Linked DNA regions of Homo sapiens: region 1 is linked to region 2. A link is a loop called in an ENCODE intact Hi-C map of the cell type or tissue named here. Cell type or tissue: endothelial cell of umbilical vein. All regions are shown on one strand. Links, peaks and the distances in the headings refer to the core of each region. The heading gives the core; the rest is flanking DNA.

Region 1 (9,969 bases), core at 721-8,720, 1.0 Mb before region 2:
AGCATTTCCAGTAAGGGATTGGTTGAAAGGCCAGGGCGATTGTGCCATTGTGTGCCTCTGAATGCAATCATCTGTACTGGTTAAACCTCACCGCCCCCAAACCTATTTATGTATAAGTTAGGAAATACAAATTCTATAATTTCTGTGATTCTGCATGTGAGCTACATGCTTTGAGCTAAATGCTTCCATTAGTATTGTAAGATGGCAAGGCACAGGAATGGTAAGATTCGTGCTATCAATTTACGTTTAATTTTTCCAAACCTAGCAGCTATTAAATAGCAAATAATAACACTGCAAGTCAAAAGAGAGACAGCAGGAGAAAGGAAAAGTCCTTATATTTTAGTACCTTTCCTGGCACCTTCTTTCCTGCTTTTTGGAAAAGGGGCCCAGCATTTTCACTTTGCACTGGGCCCTGTGCATTCTGTAACTGGCTCTGGCCAGCTCAACTGGTGCCCAGCAAACACTGTCTCCTGCTCACTGCACTCCAAGTCCCAACTAGGGCCAACAGTGGCAAGAATGAGCTGTCACTGTGAACTCGGCCCTGGTCCCAAAGAGTTTCTGCTGTGATTCCCATCATTTTTATTTTCAAGGAATTAAGGCAAAAACTTCAGGCTCTGTTTGGGGTCAATGTTGGGCCCATTCTCCTTAAGAGGGAATAATAAGTTATTTAATTGTCTATAGGCCAGAGAGCATCATAAGGCACATACATTTTTAAAAATAAAATTTCACATAACCCCAATATATAACAAAAAGAGGAAAAAAAGAGCCAACATAGATATTCTCTGAAATGTGTAAACCCTTTGGAAATTTCCATGACAGAAGGTTTAGAACAGTCTCTAACGGTGATTTGCACACAACAAAAAGTCACATCTGTATCTGATTACCTTATGGAGATTTCCCAGGGACTTTTCCCCAAAGGTGTGTTACAGCTCGTGCTTTCAATAGTAAGGATAGATAAAAGATAGACTGGATTAAGAAAATGTGGCACATATACACCATGAAATACTATGCAGCCATAAAAAATGATGAGTTCACGTCCTTTGTAGGGACATGGATGAAATTGGAAATCATCATTCTCAGTAAACTATCGCAAGAACAAAAAACCAAACACCGCATATTCTCACTCATAGGTGGGAATTGAACAATGAGATCACATGGACACAGGAAGGGGAACATCACACTCTGGGGACTGTTGTGGGGTGGGGGGAGGGATAGCATTGGGAGATATGCCTAATGCTAGATGACGAGTTAGTGGGTGCAGCGCACCAGCATGACACATGTATACATATGTAACTAACCTGCACAATGTGCACACGTACCCTAAAACTTAAAGTATAATAAAAAAAAAAAGAAAAAAAAAGATGTTAACTTTGGATGCTATCCTTAAAAAAAAAAAAAAAAAAAAAAAAAAAAAAAAAAATCCTTGTCTTTTAACACTAGAGGTCACTCTGCAACCGCAAATGCGAAATAAGCACCCTGGGGCTCCAGAAGGTCAGTACAGCTAATCTGTAGAAATTGCTGAACCATGAGCCAAATTTGTACCTAATTACGGGTTGCTTTGATGCAGCCCCGCTCCTATTAAAAGTTTCTCTCTTTCCTGCAGAATTGTGGATGTTGTGACTTATATGTTTCTACTGAGCCCTAATATTTCTCAGCTAAGCAGGGGCATTGCAGGCGCTGTAACCAAGAACACACATCTCTCTACATTCCAGGTTTTTGATGTTCATTATCCAGATGGAAAAGAGCATCTGCCGCTTGGGTATCAAATGGTGATAACTTGGTCTTTATTTCTTTATGAGACTGAGGTCGAGACAGATTTAACACAGCCCTGCATGTGGGCGTGCAAAGACTGCAGGCACAGCACGTTGTGCAGAAACGATTGACAAATATTTTCAGAGTTTCTCTGTCCTGTTTTTGGAGATACATAAAACTGACTCTGCATCCAGTGTATGGAAATAGGGTTATTTGCATCTATTGGGGATTGGAACCCGCAAATGGTTTCTTAATCGAAAATTAAAATCCTTGTGCAGCCTCCCTAGAAGACTTCAATTTCCTTTGGCTAGTTACCCTTTCGGAGTAATTAATGTTATTTCTGATTTGGATTCCTGAGAGTTTGGATATCTGTCTATGCAGTAATTTCACATATAATTGCATGCGAAAATGTGTGTTTTATTTCTTTACTGGCTCCTAATCTGTGGTATTTCTGTCTGTGATGGATGGGAGTTATGAGGGTCTTCACGGTCTCTTCGTTTAGGGAGAGTGGAATTCCTGAGCTGGGCAGGCAGAAAAGACCTGAATATCAAACAATGAAAAATAACGGGAATAGTGGGAGGTTGTCACTCTCTGCAATATCTTCCTGAGGCATGGATGGGAATTTTGCAACAGAGGCAGGTGATACACAGGAAATGCAAAGCTCTCTTCTTTGGAGGGCGGGCTCGGCTCCCATGCTAGAAGTGCCTTGACACTGGCAGCCTCAGCTGGGGTGGAGGGCAGTCTCCTTGCTGTTCCGCTTAGCCCCCAGCACTTGCAGCAGATGAAGAGCTGGTGTGGATAAAGTGGAGCTGCTGTGCTGCTCCTGGGTCCAATTCCTCACATGCGGGGGTGGCCACATTTAGGAAGAGTTTAGCCCTGGACCAGCCAGACCCCTTCCTCTCTGGATTATAGCACAATCGCGCAATCACCCTGACCTCCTCTGTGTTGGATTTTCTGTTGTATTTTGCTTAGATTTAGAGCACTCAGGGTGGTAGAGATCATGACTCTCTGTAAGGAGATAACAAAAATACGCTATGGTCACTTATCTCGGCACCTGGCCCGTCCAACCATCGATTTCCCATCTCGATTCACAAGGTGCTGAATGGAGCCGATCAATTTAACAGCACCGATGGGACTCAAATATTCCCATAATCTATATTATCAGTGGACTTCCTTCCTGATGTCCTCATCTGACCTGGTCACCGTGGCTTCTTGATCGGAGAAATTAAAGCAGGGATTGGGAGGTCTTTATAATGTGAGAATGTCGGCTTTAGCGTGGCCACTCTGGGGGACTGAGGGTTCACCATGCCCACACCCCTGCTGCGAATGCTTTTAGTAATGTGCACGCTTGGATTTAAATTAGGAGCCCCAATTAGTCTCTTGTTTTCTAGCAGCCTGCAAAAACACCATTTAGGGAGGAACTGTTTAGAAAGCAGGTTTTTACTTAATAAACAGTGATCAATCGAATTGATTAACCATGAACACATTCCCACTGAGTCTGTGGGTGGCGCTTGTTGTTGATAATTGCGGTTCGTGAGTACAAGACTATTAAGTGGCTGCTCATAGACGATTTCCCAGCCCTTTCACCTAAGAGAACTGGGGGCGCGCTCTGGGGGTGCCGGCAACTGTTGACAGCATTTTTTGGGTTGGGGCTGTGCCTGAGCCAGCCTCTGCCCCCAGCAGGCCTTTGGAGCATCTCTATCAATTGTGGCCATTTACTAGACACTGGCAGACATTTTTGTAAACCTCGCATCTGTTTTTTCACTAATTCACGCGGTAATTAGGTGTTCTCACGCCGGCTTTGTGGCTTTCCATAAACGGTAAGTGGAACCGCCTGTGCGTTAGAATTAGTGCTGTGTTCTGTGCGAGGCTTATTACCACCGAGGCTCTCTCTCTGCTCGCTGGAACGGCAGCTAGAAAACTGGGAGGAGAGCTTCCTGGCAGCATTAGCAAACTAGCAGCCCCTGAAGGGCGACGAGAAAGATGTAAGTGAGGGCGGGTTCGGCGGGAGAGCCCCCGGTTGCCCTGCGCGGTTGCGGCGCGCGCCTGGAGTTGCGCTTGATGAACGCAGCCCGGGGGCGCAGCGAGCACGGCCGGGCGGGCTGCCCCGGGGCTCCGGGCCCAGCTCCCAGCCCAGGGGACGGACTGTTCTTTGTGGGACAGAGGGGAGAGGACGCCTGCCATTTGGAACCCCTGCTGATGCTCCAGCTCATTTTGGGCAGGTTTCTGAGCCTCTCTTGGCGTAGTTTACCTAATTAACAAAAGTACAGAATAGCAACGCAATGTCTTCTGTTATGTGGGTTAGAACGCCCTTTATGCCCTCGGTGCTGGCCCTGGGTAAACGGGAAGCCGCCAGAGGGCTGGGTGACTTTACAGGTGCCTTGACCAAGGGCTCCTCGGGGCCGAGTGATCTCCTGCGCCCTCTAGCGGTGTGCATACCAACTCTCCGTGGACACCAACCTAGTGGTCCTGGATCTTCACCCTGAGTCAACGGCCCTGCCCCAGCCCTAGAGGTTTTCCTTGCGCTGAGGAAGGGACCCAGGCCTTGGTGTTTTTTACAAGCGCCCCAGGAGATTCTAACGTGCCTCCAAGCTGGAGAACTTCTGCTAGAAACCAAGGCAAGACAGAGCCACCGTGATAGGTGGTAAACCATATGTGCTTGAAAGTATGTTTATTACTTATGTGTTTATTATTATTATTTTAAACATAACATTTACCCGTGGGTAGTTTTGTTTTTTGTTTTTTGTTTTTGAGATGGAGTCTCGCTCTGTTGCCTAGGCTGGAGTCCAGTGGCTCAATCTCAGCTCACTGCAACCTCTGCCTCCCGGGTTCAAGCAATTCTCCTGTCTCAGCTTCCCAAATAGCTGAGACTACAGGCGCATGCCACCATGCCTGGCTAATTTTTGCATTTTTAGTAGAGACAGGGTTTCACGATATTGGTCAGGCTGGTCTTGAACTCCTGACCTCAGGTGATCCACCCACCTCAGCCTCCCAAAGTGCTGGGATTACAGGCGTCAGCCACCCGCCCAGCACTTACCTATGGGTAGTTCTAATTTGGCAATTTCCAATCCTCTGGGAAGACTCTGCAGATTGTCTGGGCTAACAGCTATTCCAAGCCCTCCTCTCTCTTTCCACCTTCTGCTAGAGGCTGAAGAAACTAAATCAGTAAGTGATTTCTTAGTCTCTCTTAATGCAGGGGTGGCCGTGTGACACAATGCTAGTCAATATGATGTAAGTATAAGGAAAAGTCCACTCGGGTGTTTCTGGAAAAGCTTTTTTCATCTTTTTTTTTTCCTGTTAAAAATAGATATAGAAGATCACCACCCACTTTTCTCTTCCTCTTGCTTTAGATGTAGATGTGATGTCTGGAACTCATGCAGCTATCTTGCAACGACCAGGATGAGGCTAAGAGAATAGGAGAGATCCTTGCTCAAACAGGGTAAGCCAACCCCAGAAGCAACTTGCCTCCAGACTTTTTATCATGAGGAAAAATAAATCCCTAAACGTTTAAGCCATTGGTAGGTTATATGTTAGTTGCAGTCAAATAATTCATAACAAATATACTTTCAGATGAGATATCATGATGAAATGCTGCCTAGAAGAGAAATCAAAAGAAAAATAAAACTTTTTGAAGTGCATGCAATGGGCCAGGCCCTGGGCTTTCACATGCATTATTTCATGCAGTACCAAAGACATTGGTGTCATTATTACTATTTCCATTTGTTGAGAAAACTGAGGTTGAATAATTTTCCTTTTATCAAACAATGTGTTTAGTATGAAGGACCAATTATGAAATGCAAGAGTCAAATTTTCAGAGAGTTTTATTTGTCTCCAGAGCCCATGCCTTTTCTTAGAATTTTTTCCTTCTACTGCCTCTTGCTTGCCAAGAAGAGATGCTGCAGTCAAGCCTTGCTGGGGAGGCTGGAGAGGGCAGCCAGGCTGCCTCAGCTGGAAGCAGGGACACAGGGGTGACTGCAGTGCCGTCAAGCAGAATATGGCATGTCTAACTCTAAGAACCTTGAACTGCCTCCCCATCCCCACAGCACACACAACAGTGATGGTGGCCCTGGGAGGAATTAGCTGGCCAGGATCTGGAGCCAGCCTCTTACATCAGAGAGAGATGGACAGAGTGGTGCAGCATGGTGGAACCACATGCTGGAGTAGAGAACCTGGGAAGGGAGGGGAACAAAGCTCCTGGCAACTTCTTGAGGGAATGTTTACTTTATTTTGTTTTTTTGAGATGGAGTTTCGCTCTTGCTACCAGGACTGGAGTGCAGCGGCATAATCTTGGCTCATTGCAACCTCCACCTCCTAGGTTCAAGAGATTCTCCTGCCTCAGCCTCCTGAGTAGCTGGGATTACAGGTGTCTGCCACCAAGCCTGGCTAATTTTTTGTATTTTTAGTAGAGACGGGGTTTTACTGTGTTGGCCAGGCTAGTCTCGAACTCCTGACCTCAGGTGATCCACCTGCCTCGACTTCCCAAAGTGCTGGGATTACAGGCGTGAACCACAGCACCTGGCTGGGATTGTTGACTTTGGATGATATGAAGACTGAAAATCTGGCAATGTGGGCTCAAAATGAGAAGTGACGCCTCATCCAGGTCTGCAACAAAGGCAGAGAACTGTGTATTTAATGGAGGGGATGGAGACCTGATACCAGAAACCCACTGGAGATCGCACATTTGAATACCTGTATTGTGAAAATGCATGTGTTATAAAAGGGTCGACCCTCTTCATAGTTTGTGGGGTCAACCATTCTCCATCAGTCTCTCATCTTCACACAGGATTGTGTTAAAGACCCTCCCCCTCCTCCAGCCACTGTTATATATGGCCAGGTGGACACGGACCCTGGATGGCTCTAACATAGAAGATTGAGGTGCCCAGAGAGGGCCCACATTAGACCTCAGCCCCGCAGTTAGCTATCCCTCCAACTGTGCCAAAAGTTGTGGCAGCATCCCCTCTCTGAGGTAGAGCTGCTGGCTTCTCCTCTAAGCTCCCCATATCACTGATTTGCACCTTCCCCGACTGGATAGATCATTAAGAGAATTGGTTTACAAGGCTCTTGCTGAGCTGCTGGCTGTGGGAGAGGAAGTAAACAGACACAAGATAGAGCTGTAACATATGATGTTATATCCAGTGCTTAATGAGGCCCATAAAAACAGGAATGCAGGAGCAGCCGCAGTTAAGTGAATGTGCTTCATGCAGAATCAAGAGTTGACTGTATTTTATTTGATTTAGTTCTAGAAATAGCAGATGTTGTGTCAATTATGGCAAAGTAGTTCTAACTAATCTCTTCATTGAATTCATCTCATTGACCAAAATGGATTAAAAATTATTTTGTTTCCATGATCGTAAGTCAATTTTCTATAGAAAATATACAGAAGAATAAACTGGAGAATTGAAATGACCCTAATCCCACCACTAATAATAACTCATAACAATAGATTACGCTTGCAAGTGCTAACTGGTTCCCAGCCACTATCTAGAACCACTCTTCTGTTAGCACCCTAATTAAACCCTCTAGGAAGTAGGGAGAGCTAGCAGCTGCATGCTTAATATGGGGAAACTGAGGCACTGGGAAGTGGGAAGTTAATAACTACTCCAGTGTCAACACACTTGGAGGTGGTGGAGTCAGGGTTCGACCTTGGCCATTTAGCTCCAAAACCTGCATTTTTTTTTTTTTTTTTTTTTGAGATGGAGTCTTGTTCTCTTGCCCAGGCTGGAATGCAGTGGCATGATCTCGGCTCACTGCAAACTCCACCTCCTGGGCTCAAATGATTCTCATGCCGCAGCCTCCCAAGTAGCTGGGACCACAGTTGCCTGCCACCACGACCAGCAAATTTTTGTATTTTTGTAGAGACGGGGTTTTACCATGTAGGCCAAGCTGGTCTCAAACTCCTGACCTCAGTTGATCCTCCTGCCTTGGCCTCCCAAAGTGCTGGGATTACAGGTGTGAGCCACTGCGCCTAGCCTAAAACCTGTATATTTATACAGCAAAGTCTATTGCCTTTGGGGGAAACCACTATTAATGTGTTTTCTTTCTCTGAAAATGCATGCAAATATCACATATTTTTATATGTATTTACACAAATTGGAGATCGTATTCTATATGCTGATTTGCAATCTGCTTTGTCATGTAACTGTATATAATGTTATTACAAATAAGTGTTTGATGACTGCATAGTGTTCTTTCATACAGAGGTACACTGGGATATTTTAAAAATCAATCTCCTAACCTCAGGCATCTATGCTGTTTCCACGTGTTGCTGGTTCATTTTATAAATAATGCTGAGATGAAAGCCAGTTTTATGTACATACCTCTGAGTGAATCCCTGATTATTTTGTCTAAGTAAATTCCCATAAGTAACATTACTGGGCAAAAAATATGGTCAGTTTTAATGACAATACTTATATAGATTCTTACACAGATTTAGTTTGGCAAGGAGCTTTGACTAAGATGATGAAATGAATGGACTGGTTTCAAATTTGTAGTTGTGATGACAGCTGTACCCTGAGCTGTATGACAGAGACGCATTTACTGGGCTGGAAAACAAGTCACTTGGTGGCTCTAAGGAACTCCGGGAAGCACCGGGGTGGCTTGTCCTCCTTCACTCCCTCATAGCGCCCTGTTAGACACCCTCACTTGTCTGTCTTCCCTGCCGGACCGTGAGCGGGAGGAGGATCACGCATTGACCACACGTCTACCAAGTGTTTTCCCTGAGCCAGGTCCCGGGAGGGAGGGCCCCTGTGCTCACCTGCATCCCAGAACTAGTGTGGAAGCAGCTGCTCTGGAAGCCTTGGCAGGGCTGCTGAAGCAAACCTCTCCCTCTGGTCTGCCTTCCTCATACTCAGCCTTTAAAATTCGCCCCAGCTACCTTCTCCAGGGATGGAAGTGGACATTATGCCAGGCAAGAGTGACAGTATATTCAATCCTTGGGAACATCTTAAAAGGTAGGTCCTGCATTATTACCCATACTACGGATGAGGAAGCTGAAGCACCAAGAAGTTAGTAACTTGTACGGGACCACACTTCCAGTAAGTGGTTGACTTAGAATTTGAACCTGCATCTGCTTCACTCCAAGATCTTATTTTTCTCACTGAACCTTGAGGCTTTTAGGAGACAGGTTTAGCAGTTCAGGCTAGGGTTAGGTGTAGGCTTTGGTACTTGGGTCCTGATTCCTACCGAGTCTGTGTGGCCCAACATTTAGACAGCAGGAACTGGAGCTTCCGCTTGTACCTCTGGATTCAGGTGATGGACTCAGAGGGCCCCGTGGAAAGGAGGAAACCCTCTGGTTGCAGCAACTTCCAGGTTGAGACAAGTGTTTAGAATTATTCCCATTGGGCAGCCCCTCACCCTGTTTCATCTGGTGGCAACAATCTCACTTTGCTTCTTTTAATTAAGAAGGAGACTTTTGTTGATATTGCTATTTTGAGCAAAATGGCTTCCACTGCATTGTCAATTATTTGAAATAAGAAATTCAAGGGCTCCCTTGTTTGATCATGTATTAGTCAGTTTTCATGCTGCTGATAAAGACCTACTCAAGACTGGATAATTTACAAAGAAAAAGAGGTTTAATGGACTCACAGTTCCATGTGGCTGAGGAGGCCTCAAAATCATGGTGGAAGGCAAAAGCACGTCTTACATGGCAGCAGGCAAGAGAGGATGAGAGCCAAGCAAAAGGAGAAACCCCTTATAGAATCATCAGATCTTGCAAGACTTATTCACTACCATGAGACCAATATGGGAAAAACCACCCCTGTGATTCAATGATCTCCCACCTGTTCCCTCCCACAATTTGTAGAAATTATGGGAGCTACAATTCAAGATGAGATTTGGGTGGGGACACAGCCAAACCATATCAGATCAGTTGTTCATTTGGCTGCTTTTGAGACCTTTCTACATATCAGGCCTTGCCCTGTGCACTGAGAATCCAGAGGGAACTGGGACAGCCTCAAAGCTCTCCCAGTTTAGTGGGGAGACAGACTGGGACATGACTCGCTGGTATATGAGGCAGAACAGGATGTGGCTCCAGGAGCGAAATGCTTTGGGCAGGACTCAGAGGGACAGTTGATCTCTGCCAGATGCAGAGTGACTGAGAAAACTCCTGGGAGAATCTTCTTTGAAAAACAAAAAGTAAGCTAGAAGTCGTAAGCAAAAATGTATTACTATATATCAAGCTAAAGGAATGACCAAATCAGGCAAAAAAATTTTAAAAAG
Region 2 (9,969 bases), core at 614-8,613:
CTTGACTCTTTGCACACTTGGATCAGAGAAGCATGCTCTTGACCACCTGGAAGATATGGAAACATCCCCACCCCCCACTGAGAGATGAGACTCCCATGGGTGATGGTCTAATTACAAAATGGGCTGATTAGCTTTGGGTTGCCTTGCTATGAAATGCACCGTCGGTAAAAGCACCACACTGTCTTCTCCCGTAATATTTCCCTCCTTTTGGGGATCCAGGATCCAGTATAAAATGGCGCACTTAACTCTGGGGGTTTGTCTTTGCCTTCAGCTCTTTATTTGCTGCTTATTTGGCCCCAGAAATGCTTTCCTGGCCCTCTTCCTCCAAGGGCTCCACCCTGAAGCCAGTGATCCAATTAAGAAACTGGCAAATGAAAAATCTTGCAAATGCCAAATCTTCTACCTGTATGTGTTGTGTGTGTGTGTGGCATTTATATATAAAAGAGCTCTGATTAATTGGCTTAGAAAGATAAGCACTTAAATATTTTGTCACAAAAATAGAAACTTTAATGCCTTTTGTTCTCGTGACTTTAGTAATCTTTTGGAAATAAAGACACTTTTAAAGATTATTGGTAAATAAAAAGCCTTGAAAATGTAGACATTTGGTCTAAATTAAGGTCAGAGATCAGATTTGCTAAATGCTTTAAGGTCAAATTATTTCTTTGACTTTTGAAAATTGTTCGATTTACCTACTTTGGAGCATTAGATTATAGATAAGCCTGGGGACATATGGAGAGCCATCCCCTCTAGATATGCTAAAAAGAGTCAGACTTTATCTTCATTTCTGTCTGATTTCCTAGGCTCCATCCCTGGTACATAATTAAAATCACTTACTTATCAGGTTTTTCACTAAAAATAAAAGTTGCTAAGAGTTAACATTGTAACATGCAATTGAGACCACTGGAGAGACAATTTTACAAACAAGGTGTGTAGGGAATGTGTTTTTGGTAAAAGATTATAAGAAGGCATAGGAATATGGCTTTTGTTAAAGGGAATGTAATTTTGTCTAGTTCAGAGGGTTTTAAAGATTGTCTTAACCTAAAAGAGTAACGGAAGAAAACTGAAGGTTTAAGCAAAGTAAAAAGGATTTGTAAAAAGGATTGATCTGATAAAAAAATTCTGTGGGTATAAACAAATTGGCTAAAATTTAAAAGAAATTATTTAGCTTTTATCTGCAGATTAAAACATTAAGATAATGATGTTGTAAGGCCAGAATCTGGGCCCATGTGTCCGAAAAACAGGGTTTTCTTAGAAAATTGACCTGCTGTTTGATGGAAAATTGTAAAGGGATCTAAAAAGTGTATTGAAATCTTATGTTCAAACTAATTAAAACTGGACAGAGATACAAAATTTTATTTAAAAAACTAGCTTTTACGTTAAGGATGCACTAATGCAAACATGAAATTTGTTTTTCTCTTTTGAAGACGATTTTTGTGTAACATTAAAAGATAATGAAAGACTTTTGCTTTCTCTCCCATGGGTAAATGGCAGGGAAAAAAAGGAGGAGAGAGAAAAGACAAATTTAGCCTCATGCTACCTTTATTGGATGTTGCTTGGAAAGCTAAGTCTCCTCTACTAGAGTAAAGGTTTTCTTTTTTAAAGCTTATTTAGAGTTATCATTTTGGCCAAAATGAATGACTTAAGGTAACCTGGGATTCTATTTTGTGATATCAAGTGTTTTAAACCTTTGATATTTGACAAACTTTCCAAAATCAAATTATAAAGTATGTCTCTTTCTGGACTAATCTTTTAGATATTAGGTTCTCTAAAGTCCAAAAATGACATTTGGCTCATTTTGTATAGAAATCATACAGGAAGCACTGCCAAATATGAAATGGTGTTTGGCTTTCTTTGGGTTATATTTGTGTAAATGTGTTATAGGCGTATGTTCTGAAATTAAGTAAAACTCCTATAATTCTAATATGACTTAGTATATGTTATCTATCTGTAATAATTATAATTATTATGTTAAATGACTGTGTGCCACAGAGGTAAAAAATTTACTTGTCAACCATGTCTTTAACTGCAGCTGGCCTAAAAGTGTTTTTGTCATTCACAGACAATTGTTGTCTCATTTTCATCCTCTTTAAAAGATGGTTTTATAATCAGCTATAAAATTTAACAGGTGCTCTTAAATGCAGGATTCTGACTAATAACTCTGGAGATTGTGACATTAGAAGAGAGGGAAAACTTTCAAATAGAAGAGTGAATGGTGTTTGGTTTTCTTTGGACTGTATTTGTATAAATATTATATTATTAGTATGTGTTCCAAAATTTATGGGAAACTTCTATAATTCTGATATGATTTAATGTACATTATTAATAATAATTGTTATATAAAATTGTTGTATGCCACAGAAGTAACCAAAATTCCTAGTCACCTGTAGCTTTAATAGGGGCTATTTACTTGTCATCCACAGACATTTTGTCTTGTTTTGATCCTTTTCAAAAGGCAGTTTATAATCAGATATAGGACTGTGAGTGCAGGTCTCAGACAACTTTAAAAATTGTGCTATTTGAATAGAGGAAAAAATGAAACTTCTAGGAGTCTCATGGAGATCTGATGTGTTAAACGTTGCTGATCCTTTTGTTTTCAGAGTCAAGATAACTTATTTCTTTAAAGCTATTTGCAACTTTAACAAGTGAGTAAAATATACTCCTGTGAACAAAATTTGGAGCATATTTGTTCCCCTCTACCTGATTTCTCCAGAATTTGGAAACTATTTGTGAGTATTCTCAATTTATGGCAGTACAGTTAATTGCATAAGTGCAATAAGAATCTGTTTTCTTTTGTAACAGGATATAATTGGAGAAATTGGTTATTTTACCAAGGCTTTGACTGGAATGGCATGCCTCCTTTAAAGAATCAAAGTTGACTTATAGAGCCAATTAAAGCCCATTGGGGCATCTGGCCTCATACTTTGTCCGCATAGAGTACCTGTACAAGATACCTGTACAGGAACCTGTACAAGGTTCCTGACCTGTGGTAAGTAAAGAATGTCACTTTCTAACAGGCCCAGGAACCCCAAGTTACCTTGGGACCTCAAGAGGAGAGGAATTTGCCCAACTCATAGGTACTTGAGGGTACAGACCCATGGCTGGGCTCGGCTTTTAATAAGTGTTATCTGAGATTCTTCATGGAACAGAGTTCTAACAAAGCCAATTTAAAAAACCTAAGTAAAAAATAATTATTCTTGCTGCACTTTATGCAAATAATCAGGCCAAATACAGTAAGACTAAAGTTTCTTTTGTAAACAAATCAGTTCTATTGTGATTTGTTTTTAATAAAAATGGGGACTGGAGGGAGACAAAAGTATGCTTCAAAAGAAAAACTGAAGTACACTGTTGTTAACCGTTCTTAAGGTTTTTTCTGCAGTTTAGACTAAATTCTAAATTCATTGTGGGTTAGAAGTCTCCAAACTAATGTTTTCAAATCTTTGCTTTTAAAATTGGGAATTGTAGTCCTCATCCTAGGACTCGTTATTTATCTTATAAACATGCTGTTTACTTAAATATCATCCTGAAACATAAATAAAAGTATATTTTTACCACACAAGCCTTGCAAGCCCAGCCAAGCCTGCATAAATACACTCAGACAGTTGTGAAGCAGGTCTACTCTTCTCTCCTTGGGGTTCACTCCCATTCCCGCTATGTCCCCTGTAAGCAGGAAAAATCTAGAGTGATCAACAGCCTCTTCCCATCTTCATAGCCTACACCTAAAGATTAAGGTGTTATAAAACCCAAAGGGAGGGACCGAAAGCGCAATAGCAAAATGATGACTGAGACAGTGAGAGATCTAACTTAATTGACTCCATCTCGCTTCTAACCTCCAAACTGTCCTTGTTCATTCCTGGGCATAGGCTGCACTAACTTCGGGAGAAACATAGTTTATAGTTTAAACAAAGACGGTTAGAGTCCTTTCTCAAAGCAGACTTCCTTCTTGCCTGGGGACTAGATTGCCTTTGTAGGACTAACATTAGCCACAAGATTAGAAATTATAGTTCAGGAGTCATGCAGCTGGAGGCTACAAGATTCTGACCCTCCCTAAACTGCTTCTAAGATCAGTGCTTGAGATATTTGGCAGAGCCTGCACTTGATGGATCAGCTGGCACCTCCCAGATCAATAAACTGGCTCATCTGATCTTGTGGCTCCCACCCAGGAACTGACTCAGCGCAAGAAGACAGCTTTGACTCCCTAAGATTTCATCCCTGAACAATCAGCACTCCCGGCTCACCGGCTTCCCCCAATCCACCACGTAATCCTTAAAAACTCTGCTCCCCTAATGCTTGGGGAGATTGATTTGAGTATTTAAACAATTCTGGTCTCTCACACACACACAAAGAAAAAAAGAAAATCGAGGTTGCAAAGAATAAGTGACCTCTGGATATTTTTGTTCACTTCTAGTTCCTTATCATGTTTATTAAGATGTTATTTTAAATATAACTATAGCATTATTAAACTGGATATTTCCTCAGAAAAATATTTAATGTGAACTTAAGTGATACTTCTGAAGCAGTGGAATTCTGGTTTCTTTCACTATATTTGATACACTAAGATGAACATTTTCTCCATATTTACAGAAATAATCTGGTTTGTACTCAAACTACATTCTCAAAACAAAGCAGAATATAAAATGGATTTTTTAAATAAGTAAATGTGTAGTATTTTTTCAAGTTTCTATTTCAGGAATCTATTTCCAAATCCATTAATGAAGTGAATATATTTCTCTAAAAATATTTAAAATATTCCTATATAAATTGTAACCTGAAGCAACTAATCATCTTCTAATTTAGCTTAAAGAAAAAAATACAGGAATAGAAAACGTGTGTGTGTGTGTGTGTGTGTGTGTGTGTGTGTGTGTGTGTGATTTTTGGAAGGTTGTCCAAGAGACTGGTATTTTTTTCACCTGACTCAGAGTACTGATATAGAACCAAAATACTTTGGATAACTGGTAGCCACTTAGTACAAAAGAGAGTTCAGTGGCTTCTTGCAGTGCCAGAAGTGCCAGTACTTGTCACACTGTAGACAAAGGCCAAAACAGCTCACCACAATTGGGAAAAAGTATCCTGCTAATGACTTTTACAATGAGATGGAAAGAGAAGAATCGAATATATGTCCAATTTTTTAGCTTTTTAAGAGGCTACCTAAGGGACTGATTTTTGTCTCATGTGACTTAGGGCACTGATGAGGAGCTGTCATAGTTTGAATGCCTGGGGACTGCAAAGAACAAAAGAGAGCTTGGCATATAGTTCTGGAGAACCTGCAGTACCACAGACAGACACAAGAGAGAGCAAGAGCCCACAAACTCCTAAAAAAGAAACCAGCAAATCTCTCTAATCTGGAAATTACATGCACAAGCTCAGAGAAAATGCATTTCCATAACATGTTTGAGAGGCCCTCTGAATCTCTAGTCATGCTGACTGATGAAGGTATTCCCCTGTATGAAATCAGTCTGTAAAAACTCGAAGTGTTAGTTGTTTTTTCAAATAAAAAAATTACAACAAAAAATAAGAAGACACATGAAGAAACAGGAGAACATGACCCAATTAACGGAACAAACTAAATCTCTAGAAACTGACTCTAAAGAAATTGATATTTACAAACTATCTAAAAAAGAATTCAAAATCATTGCTTTACAGAAGCTCAGTGTGCTGCAAGAGAATGCCAGATAGACAACTAAATGAAATCAGAAAAACCACAAATGAGCAAAATGAGAATATGTACAGAGATAGAAACTACATGAGAAAAAGCGAAGTAATTTTAGAGCTGGAAAATAAAATAGGTGAATTGAAAAATTCACTACAGCAGATCAACAGCAGATCTCACAAAGCAAAAAAAAAAAAAAGTCAGTAAACTCTAACACAGGTCATTTGAAATTATCAAGTCATAATAATAAAAAGAAAAAAGAATGAAGAAAAGTAAAGAAAGTCTAATTGATGTACCAGCACCCACGAGCAGACCAATATACACATTATGTGAGAGTCTGAAAGAGAAGAGAGAAAGATTAGAGCAGAGAGTTTATTTGAAGAAATAATGGCCAAAATTATCTGAAATGTGAGGAAGAAAACAGACCACATTAAATTCAAGAAGCTCAAATAACTTTAACTAAGAAAAACCCAAATAGGTACAAATCAAGACACATTATATTCAGACTGACAAAAGTGAAAGGAGAGACTTGAAACTAGTAAGAGAAAAGCAACTCATCACATGAAAGGAGCTGCCATAAGATTATCAGTGGGTTTTTTAGCAGAGACTTTAGAGGCCGAAGTGAGTGGGACGATACATTCAAAAGGCAAAAATAAATAAAAATTGCAGCCAAACATAAAAACTGTATCTGTCAAAACTATCTTTCATAAACCAAAAAGAAATAACTTCCCAGATGAACAAAAGTGGAGGGAGTTCATCACTACCAGACCTACATAAAAACTACCAAAGACAGTCCTTGGCGTTGAACAAAAAGGACACTATGTAGCAACATAAAAGCACAGAAAAACATAAAGCTCTCTGGTAAAGCCAAATATAGAGATAAATACAGAATTCTATAATATTGTAATGGTGTTGCATACAGCACTTTTAATTCAAGTAAAAAATGTAAGCAATATAAGCATAACTACAACTGTAAAACAATGTTAATGAATACAAAATATTTTTTAAAATGTAATTTGTAACATCAGTAACAAGTATGTGGTAAGGAGATCTGAAAGAGTAGTTTTGTATATAATTGTAGCTAAGCGGTTCTCATTTTAAAATAGATTGCTACAATTCTCGATGTTGTATGGGATCCCCATGATAACTACAAAGAAGATACTTATAGAAGATGAACAAAATCAATTAAGAAAGAAATAAAAGCATGACACTACAAAGGATCAATGAACCCAAGGGAAGACAGCAAGAGAGAACAAGAGGGACCAAACTAATACCATACATACAGAAGACAATTAACAAAATGGAAATAATAATTCAGTAATTAAGTATAAATGGGTTAAACTCATCAATCAAAAGACACAGTGTAGCTAAATAAATTTTTAAAAAATCAAGATCCAACTATATGTTGTTTATAAAAGACTGACTTTAAATAAAAAAGACATGCATAGGTTGAAAACAAGAAGATGGAAGATTTTTCCATGCAAATTTTAATCAAAAGAGAGGAGGGTTGGCAATACTTATATCAGACAGAATAGGCCTTAAGTCAAAAACTATCACAAGAGACAAAGAAGTACAATATATTGTTATAAAGGTTTAATTCACCAGGAAGATATAACAATTGTAACTATATATGCACCTAATAGCAGAGCACTTATATATATGAAGCAAACATTGACAGAAATAGAGAGATATATAGACAGCAACATAATAATTGTAGGAAATTTTAATACCCTGTTTTCAATAAGAGATAGGCCAACCAGAGAGATCAACAAGAAAATAGACGACTTGAACAACACTATGAACAAATTAGACCAACAGACATATATAGAACACTAAACCCGAAGTTTGCAGAGGAAGGAAATAATGAAGAATAGAGCAGAAATAAACTCAACAAAGAATAGAAAAACAATTTAAAAATCCATAAAATGAAGTGTGTTCTTTGAAAAGTTTAACAAAACTGGCAGATTTTTAGCTGGACTACAAGTAGAGACCCAGTTAGCAAAAGTTAGAAATAAAAGAGGAAACATTACAACCAATGCAAAAGAAAGAAAAGGGATCATAAGAGACAACTATATGAACAATAGTAGGCCAACAAATTAAATAACATAGAATAAATGGATACATTTATAGAAACATACAACCAACCAAGACTGAATCATGAAGAGATAAAAATAAAAAATCTATAACTAATGAGATCGAACGAGTAATTTATCAGTAATAATAATAAAAATTCCCCCGCAAAGAAAAGCACAGGACCAAATGGCATCACTGTATTAAGCAAAGTTGAGGATACAAGTCACCATTCAAAAATCAATTACATTTCCATACATTAACAATGAATAATCTGAAAAGAAAATAATATTCATTTATAATAGTATCAAAAAGAAAAAATACTTAGGAAAAACTATAACCTAGAAGGTGAAGCACCTGTACACTAAAACTACAAAATATTGCCTAAAGAAAGTAAAGACAATATAAGTAAATAGAAAGACATCCTGTTTTCACGGATTGGAAGACTTCATATTCTTAAAATGCACATAGTACCCAAAGTCATCTACAGATTCAATGCAATCTCTGTGAAAATCCCAATGACATTTTTGCAGAAATAAAAAAAATGACTCCAAATAGCCAAAACAATCTTGAGAAAAATTTTAAAAACCTGGAGCCCTCGTATTTCCTAATTTCAAAACATATTACGTAGCTACTATAATCAATATAGTATGGTAATGGCATAAAGATAGACCAATAGGTCTATGAAACAAAACAGAAAAAAATGCTTTACAAAAACTGTTAACATTTATAATGAAATGATCTTTGACAAACTGCTAAGGCTTTGTAATGGAGAAGAATAGTCTCTTCAACAAATAGCTGTAGGAAAGTTAACGTATATTCGTAATGCTTGAGTTTGTTATTGAAAATGCAATTGCTTATTGTATTGTGCCTGTTTTCAAGAAGAAAATGGAGTTTATAAAGGATAAGTCAACTCTAGATATTTTTGTTCATGTCTAGTTTCTTAATGTGTTTATTAATTAATGTTATTTTAAATACAACTATAGTACTATTAAAGTAGATATTTACTCGGGGAATATTTAGTGTGAACTAAAGTGATACTTCTCAAGCAGTAGAACTCACTTGCAGAAGAATGAATTTGAACCCTACCTTACACCATATTCAACATTTATCTCAAAATGGATTAAAGGCCTCAAAACCTGAAACCATAAAACTCCTAGGGAAAAACAAAGTTGAAAAAAAAGTTTTGTAACATTGGATTTTGCAATGATTTCTTGGTTACCACATCAAAAGCACTAGCAAGAAGGCACAAATAGATAAATGATAGCACCAAACTTGAAAACTTCTGTGCAGCAAGCAAAACAATCAACAGAGTTAAAAGGCAACCGACAGAATGAGAGAAAATTTGCAAACCACATATCTGATAACGGATAAATCTCACAAGTACGCAAAAACTCCTATAACTCAACATCAAAAAACACCAATTAGTCAAATTTAAAAATTAGCACTAGACTTAATAGACAGTTTCCAAAGTAGATACACAAATGGCCAATGAGAATATAAAAAGATGTTCAATATCACTAGTCCTTAGGGAAATAAAAATCAAAACCACAAGAAAATTTTACCTTATACCTGTTAGCATGACCATTATGAAAACAAAACAAAATGGAAAACAACACAAGTATTGCTGAGGATGTGGAGAACTTAGAATTGTTTATTGTAATGTAAAATGCACTGTTGATTGTAATGTAAAATGATACGGTTGCTATGAAATACAGTATGGAGGTTCCTCAAAAAATTCAAAATAGAACTACCATATGATCCAACTACCCCATTATTGAGTATATATCCAAAGGAAATGAAATCTGTACATTAAAGAGATATCCACCTTCCCGTGTTTATTGCAGTACTATTCACAATAGCCAAGATATAGAGACAACACAAGTGCCCATTGATGAATAAATGGATAAAGAAAATGTGGTACATACACACAAAGGAATACAATTCAACAACAACAAAAAATAATGAAATTCTGCCATTGGCAACAACATGGATGAACTTGAAGGACATTATGCTAAGTATAATATGCCAGGCACAGAAAAACAAATACTGCATGATCTTTCTCATATGTGGACTCGAAAATAGTTGATCTCATAGAAACAGAGTGTAATTATAGTTATCAGAGACTGGGGATTTAGAGCACACGGGAGGATGGGAAGATGTATGTATTTGTTACTTGGATAGATTTAACCATTCCATAATGTATAAATACTTCAAAACATCATGTGGCTCACAACAAAAAATACAATGTT

What was found. A loop is a pair of places that touch in the nucleus more often than their neighbours do. Peaks named below come from ENCODE experiments on the same cell type or tissue, not always from the same donor. Only the 100,000 strongest peaks of a DNase experiment are listed, where the experiment ranks them.
Region 1: it touches region 2 in a loop (5-fold over the local background); 5 of 110 quality-filtered maps call a loop at or near these places.

What each region holds. Positions count from the first base shown.
Region 1 is chr15:98,286,834-98,296,802 of GRCh38, reverse strand. No RefSeq gene overlaps it. Among named protein-coding and RNA genes, the nearest start is that of LINC02351, 130 kb to the left of the region's middle. In endothelial cell of umbilical vein, for the core only: a CTCF peak has its summit at 4,197 (motif pointing left); no DNase peak of the experiment used is centred there.
Region 2 is chr15:97,241,275-97,251,243 of GRCh38, reverse strand. The region is part of intron 2 of LINC02253 (long intergenic non-protein coding RNA 2253); the gene reads right to left. Among named protein-coding and RNA genes, the nearest start is that of LINC02253, 12 kb to the right of the region's middle. In endothelial cell of umbilical vein, for the core only: a CTCF peak has its summit at 5,281; a DNase peak (open chromatin) is centred at 5,283.